Linked DNA regions of Homo sapiens: region 1 is linked to region 2. Evidence: chromatin loops called from intact Hi-C (ENCODE). Cell type or tissue: mammary epithelial cell. All regions are shown on one strand. Region 1 has its middle 170 kb from the start of PDE4D-AS1. Region 2 overlaps PDE4D (phosphodiesterase 4D).

Region 1 (5,000 bases), 140 kb after region 2:
CAACCAGCCCTGAGCCCATCCTACTTCTGGGATTTTTGTTATGTTGGATTTTAAAAACATCTATATTTAAAATCACTTTGAGTTAGATTTTGTTATTTGCAGTCAAACATACTCTAAATGATACAGTGAAAGATAGTTCACTTTTGGCATAAAGTCAAAAGAGAGTTTTCTAATGAGATTCTCCCTGATACTATGCCAATCTTCTTACAGCTTCAGTGAAGGCGAAGTCTGGGCTGTGGAATCATAGAACGTTAGACCTAGCTATATGATTCAGAATCCTTATTTTTGATGAATAGATTAGAGTTGGGGAGGTAATATTACATTCCTAAGGTCACACAGCAAGTTGGTGACATGGCTACACCTAGAAAACCTGAATGATATTGCATAGTAAAACTCAATTGTAAAGGGTACATCCCACCATATTTTTAATATACAGCTAGTTTGTTCACAACCTCCATATGTTCAGTGATACTATGTCCCTTATATACAAAATATCAAGAATATTTCTCCCTAAACTTAAAGCCTGAAATAGGTTTTACAAATTATATTATTAAGCTTTGCTATATTAAAATTTCACTCTGAACAGTTCAGAATTGTCAATCAAGATAAATTAGATAATTACCCAAATTAGTTTTGCTCCAAATTAGAAGCCACTGGAGCCCCATGAAACTTGTGCTTTGCCCTTGGGCAAAGTGGGTGTCAGCCTCCTTTGCATGATTTTACAGAAATGTAAACATTTCATCTGCCCATCAAATTGCCTTCCCACCATTGATATTCAACTCTGTAGTTAGAGATTCATCCTTTCGGTGTAAGGCTCAGTCTGATATTAAAACACTAATAGCTCTGGACAGAATAGTACCCAAATCTATGCTTCTCATGCAGAGGTAATCATATGCAAATTTTCAGGGGGGAAAGATGGCACACCTTTCTGGAGAACAAACCTAAACTAATGGAAAAAAATATGTATATATAGGACAAAATGCAAAATGACAAGAATTTTAAAGACGAAATAGGAGATTGTAAATTTTGCATTACCTGTATACCTCTGGTCGTTTTATTTTGTTTAGGGGTACTTTGTGTGGAAAAGTTTGATAAGCACTAGTAAACTTTGCCTCACTTTGAATAAATTTTTTTTCTCTAGAATATTCACTGAATGTTAGCTAACATTCAATCTGCCTCTAAAAAATGTTAATGTTAAGGTAATGAAACATCAGATACTTAAAAATAAGCTGGATCCTGGTGTTGTCTTAGGCCTTCTGGATTTAAATTTCTTCATCCCAAATGGCAAAGCCTGGCTCTGTCCCCCTTAGAAGTTAGCATGACAATGTTGTGTGGTGGAAAGATCATGTTTTGGGGCATTAGACAGTCTGAATTCAAACCTTGACTCACTTTGCAAATCTAATCTTAAACAACCATATCATTCTTTAAAGCCTTGGTTCCTTGTCTAGATTATACAATAAGGATGCCAACAGAACCTACCTCATAAAGGATACATAAAGATTATGCATGTAAAGTAAGTGATACAAGTAGGGTTTTAAAGTTGTGGTTTTCTTATGGGACAGCTGTGATGGTTCAGTGGAAAAATGCATGTTAAGTTACTGTACACACAGTATACCCTGGACAAAATTTGGTATTCTTGTTATTATACCCAATTTGTTATATCTCATCTTGTTCAGCAATTCTGAAATTTGGTGTTTATGAGATTTATCTAACAGTTAAAAATGTAGATTATTGACATCCTGTGTGGGAGATTCTACTCAGTAGGTCTGAGGTTGGATCTGGGAATGTTGTGTAATTGTAGTAATCCCTATTCCTCCCCATTCCCACAGACACACTCACGTGATTCTGATGCACCTGTTGGATTCACAGATAGGCATTTGGTAGCCACTGAGAAGATCCCTAGGGGACGTGAGCCTTTGAGCAGTAAGGGTCATTGAGTGGACTTCCGCTTTGTATTGAGCAGTTTGGGGAGCTCCCCCTGCAAAGCCTACAGGAGTCGGAGGTGTCAGAGTGTCTGCACACCTGAGAGGAGTCATGGGAGGAGTGAGGCCAGACAACATAATGGAAGCTCTGTTTTCATGGCAGTCTTCCCAGAAGTCCATTAGCCTCATTGCTGTCCTGAGTTTAGTGGGTATGAGAGTTTGTCTGTTGTATCGAAAGTCATTCTTAGCTAATAAGGTAGAAAAATTACCTAGGACTTGATTTTTGTTTGAAAGATTAAGTAATTAAGAAGCAAAACACACTTTGCAGAATACCAATTTACATGTCAAGCATCGGTAAAACACGCTTTTTTAATAATGATTGGCTATTGGTTTCTTTCCAACCAATATCAAATCCAGTCAATAGATTCGATATTTCTGAAAAAGATCTATAACATTAAGCTGGCCACGGACACATCCGATTCCCCATAGACTCTGCCTTTCTGGAGGAAATGTATATGTTAATGTTAAGTGGTTACCACTGGGTGAGACACTGAAGAGAGGTCAGAAATGTTTGATTTTATTTTCTTTGGCAAGCATATTCCCTGGGCAATCTTTGATAACTCAGGAGTACCTATATTTAAGCAATTCTTTCAGTCTGTAAGAGTGTTGCCTGCCTCCATCCCTCCAGCAAGTTCTTACTTCTGTGGTATTTTCAGATTTAACACTTTATTTCTGGAAAATATTTTTCCACTTGTATTGCTTAACGGAGAGAGCGCTGTACTAGTATAATTTTTCCATCTCCCAATTTCTTCACTTTATCCCTACATCATATTTTAGAATAATTATAAGGATATTACTTTTCCTTGCTGATTACTTTTTCAACAGTAAAAATCTTCTCATGATGACTTTATATTTTTCCTCACTGCTAAACTTTCCTGCTTCAATAATATTTACATAATTGCATACATCAATTATATGAACTGAATTTATATAATATTTAGATTATTCTTCATGTATTTCTTTTGTATGTTTTTGCTTATTATCTTTTTAAGTCAATTAGATCCCTCTCTCAGGATCTAAGGATTGGTAAGTGGTGTGTAAATTATGCTCTCACATCACGTTCTAGTTTAACACTGACATAGAGAAAGACACAACAATTTTTACTCTGCCCTCTGGTGGTGGCAATTGGGTACAAAATTTCCTTTTCAGTCTTGTCCTCTTGGCATATAAATAATATACAAATAATAATACCTACTACATATTTTTTAACACTTTTTTTTTAAAGTTCAGGATTAGCTACTACATATTGAGTATCACATTGTCCTGGGCATTTTATCACTTCATCCTGACTCTAACGTGAGATGCTATTATAAGGAAACCAAAGATCATGGACATTAGAATCTAGCCTACAGGGGCAAGATTCAAATTCAAGGATGTCCAAATCCAAAGCCTACACTCATTTACTATGGCATGCCGCCTCCAGTCTAGTATCTTCAACAAAGAAAACAGTCTAATAAAACCATGAATTGAGTCTTTGATAACTATGTGCAGGTAAGAGTAGAGGGATTTGGCATCAGAAAGACCTAGCTTTAAAATCAATCCCTACTACCTCCTGTGTCTGTCACTTTGGGCAAGTTATTTGCTTTCTCTAAGCCTCATTTTTCTCATATATTACTATTTATGATGCTAGATAGATAGACTACATTTTAGGAGTTTGGTGAGAACTGAACAAAATAACTCAATGTAAAGCACAATGTAACTAATGTGTGATAGGTCTGATGACCACAGTCTTGTTGAAAAATATTGTGCATTCCCCAAACTCAAGTTTGTTAGACACACTTTATTTTGGTTCTTGTCTTTTATGTGACTGCCTCTTAAAATTTAAATGCAATTTTCCTAGTATAAAGGGGCTTATAGGCTTTTGGCATTCTCATAGAGCTAGCTCTGGAAACCTTTTCCTCAGTGGTTCTAGTTTATGTGTGTTACCTTCGATTTCATTAAATACTTAGTTTCAAGTGAGAATCTGGTCCTTGGGCCTTCACTTCTTGTATGTTATTCTATTCAAACCTATTTTAGACATTTATCTCGTATTAAGAAAAATTGATTAATTGAATGGTTTATTTGAGATTTGGTTACTAATTTCTATTTGATGTCAAATCACAGAAAATCAATGTTAATCTTGCTGTTTAAAAGGCCTTACCATGCTTAAAAAAGGAGTTACCTTCAAATGAAAATGTTTTCAATGCAGGAAACAAAAATGGTGTAAGGTAGTTGTGGGGATGGTAAAAAAGCTCTTTTAAAATGTTTCAGAAACTCAGGAAAAATAAATGGCACAATTAAAAAAATTCTACAGTCCTGGCAAGAATGTGGTAAGACAAGAATTTTATATCATGCCAATGAATCTGTAAATTGGTGTGGTGTTTTTGGAAAGCAATTTGGTAAGTTGTAATAAGAGATTTAAAATGTTCGTACACAGTGAAATTTCACTTTCAGAAATTTGTCCTAAAGAGAGCAAAGCTCTAGCTAGAGAGCTAGAAGTCACAGCCATACTGATGACCAAAAAGTTAGAAACAACCAAAATGTGAATAAAAGGGGACTGCTTATAAACATATAATATCTACACTAAAATCATTGGAATCTAGTCATTAAAAATAATGTCTCTCTGTGTTTCTCTCTCTTTTTTTATTAAAAATATTGATGTGGGGGATAACTTGGGAAGATGCTCATAATACAATGAGAGGTGGAAAAATAAAACTAACATACAAAATTACTTAAACTGTAAACTGTCTCTCTTCCACAATTTTGCTGTATGTATCTACTGCTCTCTCTCTATTGCTCTTTGTATCACATGTGCTTTCTCTGGCTCTGTCTTGCTGTCTCTCGTTTCTGTATCTCACTCTGTATCTCTCTGTCTTGCTGTCTGTCTGTCTGTATCTCCCTGCCTCTCTCTGTCTCTGTCTTGCTGTCCCTCTCTTTCTGTCTCCTCATTTCTCTCTCTGTGTGTATTCAAATTATATACATATACATTTCATTATAAATACAGTATTTCCTTCCCATGCCATTCTCCTTCTTCAAAAT
Region 2 (5,000 bases):
CACTGCAACTTCTGCCTCCCGGGCTCAAGCAATTCTCCTGCCTCAGCCTCCCGAGTAGCTGGGATTACATGAGTGCACCACCACACCCTGCTAATTTTTTGTATTTTTAGTAGAGACAGGGTTTCACCATATTGCCGAGGCTGATCTCAAACTCCTGAGCTCAGGCAATCTGCCTGCCTCGGCCTCCTAAAGTGCTAGGATTACAGGCATGAGCCACAGCGCCCTGCCAACCTAAAGGCTTTTCACAACTGGGAATTCACTGAATGTTGTATCATTAAAGCTAATGTGGACCTTGGATAACTGTATGCCTGTTTTCTGGGAAATAATGGTGGAGCTCTTTGAAAGGGTAAAAATGGTGTTTTATCATACATAACTATGCCTGAGGTTTTTGTTTTGCATTTATCTTTGGGCAAAGTTGTAAAGTTAAGCAAATCTGGAATTGAAATAATTTGATAACATCAGCTAATATTTTTCAAAGTTAGATTTTTGAGGTATAATTTACATAAGAGTTACTCTTTCTAGAGGTATAGTTGAATGCATTTTCACAAATGTGTACAATTGGATAACCACCACCATAATCTAGATATATAGGTAATGTGTAATTATAATATATATGTACTATATAATATAGGATATTTATACCACCCAAAAAGTTTTCTCTTGCTTTTTATAGTCATTCCCCAAACCCCACGTCCAGTGCTGATTGTCCCTATGGTTTTGCCTTGCCAGAATGAATAATACATTAAAGATATAGCCTTTTGTGAATGGCTTCTTTCACTTACAATACTTTTGAGTTTTGAGTTGAATTATAAGTTTCACTTATAATACATTTTGTGTTATTGCATCTATTGGTAATTTGTTTCATTTTATTGCTTTTTAGTATTTCATTTTTTTCCAGTATGTCATTTTATGGACACAATTTGTTTACCCATTCACCAGTTGACTGATATCTGAACTGTTTCTGGGTTTCTGCTATAGAGAGTTGCTATAAACATTTTCATATAGGTCTTTATATAGACATATGTTTTCATTTCTCATGGGTAGATACTTAGAAGTAGGATTGCTGGGTCATATGGTCACTCTACTTTTTAACTTTATAAGAAACTGTCAAACCTTTTTCCAAAGTTTCTATACCATTTTGCATTCTCACTAGCAATGTATGAGAATTTAATTTGCTCTGCATCCAGGCCAGCATTTTGTATTGTTTGTATTTTGTATTTTATACATTCTAGTAAGTATGTAGTGTGGCATCTCACTGTGGTTTTACTTTTTGTTTCCCTAATGTCTAATGATGGTCATGGATCTTTTCACATGCTTATTGATCTTTTTGATTCTTATGAAGTGTTTGTTTGTTCAAATCTTTTGACCATCTTTTCACTGGATTGTCCTCTTATTGTGTTGTAAAGATTTTTTAAAAAATAATTTCTGGATACAAGTCCTTTATTTGATATGCATTTTGTACATATTCCCTTCTCAAGTCTGTGGCTTGTTGTTCTGTTTTCTTAACAGTTTTTTTCAAAGAGAAATTTGGTAAAGTCCAGTATACCATTTTTTATTTTATGCTTCATGCTTTTGTGGTTTAAGAAATCTTTGCCTAACGCAAGATCACAACTACTTTCTACTGTGTTTTCTTCTAGAAGTTCTTTAGTTTTAGATTTTACATTTAGTTCTATGATTCATTTCAAGTAGATGTTAGTGTGGTGCAGGATAAAGGTTGAAGTTTCTTGTTTTATGAGTGGATGCTCAATTGTTCAAGCATTCTTTGTTGAAAAGAATATCATTTCTCTTTTATAGCTCAAATTTTATTACTTAAAATTATTTTAAGATGCACATATTAAAGTGATATGTGTAAAAGATTATATATTTCTGGAAGCATGCCTATTTACACTAGTTATTATTACTTTAGGAGACAGATATTCTCTTTGTTTAAATTGTTTCCACAAAGCATACCACGAAGTACAGAGGGGACATTAGTAACTATTTTATGATGATTATGGTATTCATTTAGGCCAATTTAAGTGAATTGGAGATCCTAATTTTCTCTATAAGGAGACAATACTTTTTCATACAAGATTATTTTTGTGGAGGCTTCATTTATGTGAAGTTTTTGCACCCATTTATTGTCATGATTATTCTTCAGTGAAACAAAAGTCTGTAGTAGATATGCTGCTGCTGCTGGTTTTAGGTAAATTGACTAAATAGTTATACAAAACTCTGTCTCTACCATATATGAATTCAAACTGTATCAACAATTACAGAATACTATGCTAACATCTAATAAGAGAGTTAGCCCATGTAGAAGAGAAATATAAATACAGCTATCAGATCAGTCTCATGTTATTTCAGCTTCAAGGAGCCTCTTAGCAAAAATGGTTTCCTTTCTCCATACATGTTGCAGGTGTTTACTATTTTAAATGAGACTTTTTTGTTAAAAAAAAATTAAAATAAGATCATTTAGAGAACGATTCTCAGCTTGTTCAGATGATTATTTGGTTTTAAAAAAGCAGCCTGGAGTTCCTCTTAATCTCAAATCTCCATAAAACTTACAAGAGATGTTTTCATTTACTGAAAGGAATAGTTTTTTCTTAATCAAATGTAGAGCCATTATCACTAGAGGGCAGTAAATACAAACAGATTTAGTGGATTTACTGGCACTAACGATGTTTTCAGAATACTAGCATTAATCAAAGAAAGTATAGTTTTTATAATATGAAAATACATGTAACATTCTGTTATGTAAAATATTGGTTATGAATCAATTCTAGATTATTGTCTGCCTCTAAAATATTTTTAAGGCATTTGAAAGCAAAGGGAGGCTGAGAAACACTAGTTTTCTGTGGCTATTCTGTTTAATACTTGAAGTTTAACTTTGCCTCAGAATTCTTCAAGGGACATTTAAAAATTAGATTTGCATTTGTTCAAGCTGAACAGTACTGGATATATGAGAGACCACGTTATATAGATTTGCTTCTTGATTAATAACTACCACGACTTTTAATTTTAAGGTGAAAGGTGTAAAATAAATGTAGATTGATTATAGGATAAAATATTTTCCAATAATGTAAGTCCTACTGCAAACAGTGCTACTGCCTGGAAAACTCCTTATGTTGGAGAGGTCCAAGAGCTAATACACTTATTTTAAACAATATTTCTTAAATATTTCAAACACAGTAATATAATATACAGCTTAGAATTGATTATATTAACGGATCTATTATGTAGGCTCTAGGCTAAATATAAAATAATGCCTGAAATAGTTTTCTTTTTTTGGCAATTTAGAGTACTCTGAAACCAGACAGTCTGGGTTCAAATCCTGGCCCTGTTACTTACTACTGGCTTTGTGACCTTGAGCAAGACAACTTGACCTCTCTGAGCCTTAGTTTCCCCATAATTTAGTTTTGTTTTTCCCTATTCAAAAATGCATCTTTTCTCTCTTGACCTCTGTTACAAAGTCAATAATGACAGCATGTGTTAATGTATCAGCAGTTCAGCTCCATCAGCAGAATTTCAAATATCCTGAAATGTACTGAAATAGTTCAAAAAGATTGTTAATTGCTTGGGTATCTGGTAAGGACTGAGAAAACAAGGAATAGCAGGGAAGTGGCCTCTAGAAATTCTGAGGGGTATTTCTAGGAAAAGTCTGAAAAAGAGAACTAACTGAACATTATGGGAATTTTTTTTTTCTTTTTTGAGACAAGGTCTTGCTCTGTCATCCAGGCTGGAGTACAGTGGTGCAATCATAGCTCACTGCAGCCTTAAACTCCTGGCCTCAAGCCATCCTCCCACCTCAGCACCTCCCACCTCCCACCTCAGTAGTATCTGGAACTACAAGCACATGCCACCACACCTGGCTAATTTTTAAATTTTTTGTAGAGACGGTGGTTTCTCTATGTTGCCCAGGCTGGTCTCGACCTCCTGGCCTCAAGCAATCCTCCCGCATTGGCCTCCCAAAATGTTGGGATTACAGGCATGAGGCACTTCACCAGGCCAAGAAACTATTTTTTCTATTTCAACAAACACACTTGCATATATGTATATAAAATCATTTGGGCATTTGAGAGCAGTGGATTACAGATAAGAAACCTGAGCTCTAGCTGTAACGCTGTCCCTCAAGTTGTGTTGTCAGAACTTTTCTGGACCTCAGTTCCTTGTCTGAATGTGTCGTCATCATTACATCTGCATATGAGGGCAGCTGTGTGTTGTTCACATAGCGCTCCCAAACATAAGCGTGTCTCACTATATGGCAGGGCTGTCTGCCTGTGGGCACCTGCTTCCTCACCCTGTCCAGAGATCTGACCATGGTGATAGTAACCATGATTCTTTAATTCAAGGCACTGTAAAGTTAGCAAAAAGATTGAGGATAAACAAATCCACTCCTAGATTCATACTGTTTATCATAGAGTTTGCATCAGCCTAATTATATGATGAGCTGTCATACACCATTAAGAGCAAGGACTGGGTTTGCATTTCAATCCTGTCACCTATGGAGCAAGTTATTGAATATGTAAGAAGGTCCATCTTTTCATGTTAAAATAGGGATAATATTTATCTTATCAGAATGTTGCCAAGATTAGAAATGAGGTATGTAAAGTTCTTTGTGCATAGTAGGTGCCTAGTAAATGTTGTAACTTATTAAAGTTTCTTCATTAAATTTGGTGAAGCCAAGTCTGACTATAAGAATTGTATCTCTCTGGCTCTATTCAAATTTCTCTTCTAAATTATCTAGATTCTCTCTGCAGATAGCAGCTACCGTGGCAATAGGAAGGAGATTCTAGTCTCCTAGAAATGGAGATTAGGGAAAATGAAATGAATTTTAATTTGGCTCAGAGATTTTTGAAAAGATTTCTTATTCCCTAGAAATATGGAAACTTTCCTTGGTACTTTTTACTCAATATGATTAAATAATCTCCCTTATTGCAGCAAATTAGGGACTTATTTGAATAAGTTAAATCCTTTCACATCCAGCACCTATTAGAATGCCTGGCACATAATAGTTGCCA

What was found. Hi-C counts contacts between places; a loop is a spot of excess contacts. Peaks named below come from ENCODE experiments on the same cell type or tissue, not always from the same donor. Only the 100,000 strongest peaks of a DNase experiment are listed, where the experiment ranks them.
Region 1: it touches region 2 in a loop (6-fold over the local background); 35 of 110 quality-filtered maps call a loop at or near these places.

Annotation. Positions count from the first base shown.
Region 1 is chr5:58,869,935-58,874,934 of GRCh38, reverse strand. No RefSeq gene overlaps it. Among named protein-coding and RNA genes, the nearest start is that of PDE4D-AS1, 170 kb to the left of the region's middle. In mammary epithelial cell, a CTCF peak has its summit at 3,100 (motif pointing left); no DNase peak of the experiment used is centred here.
Region 2 is chr5:59,005,272-59,010,271 of GRCh38, reverse strand. The region is part of intron 6 of PDE4D (phosphodiesterase 4D); the gene reads left to right. Among named protein-coding and RNA genes, the nearest start is that of PDE4D-AS1, 32 kb to the left of the region's middle. In mammary epithelial cell, a CTCF peak has its summit at 2,611 (motif pointing right); no DNase peak of the experiment used is centred here.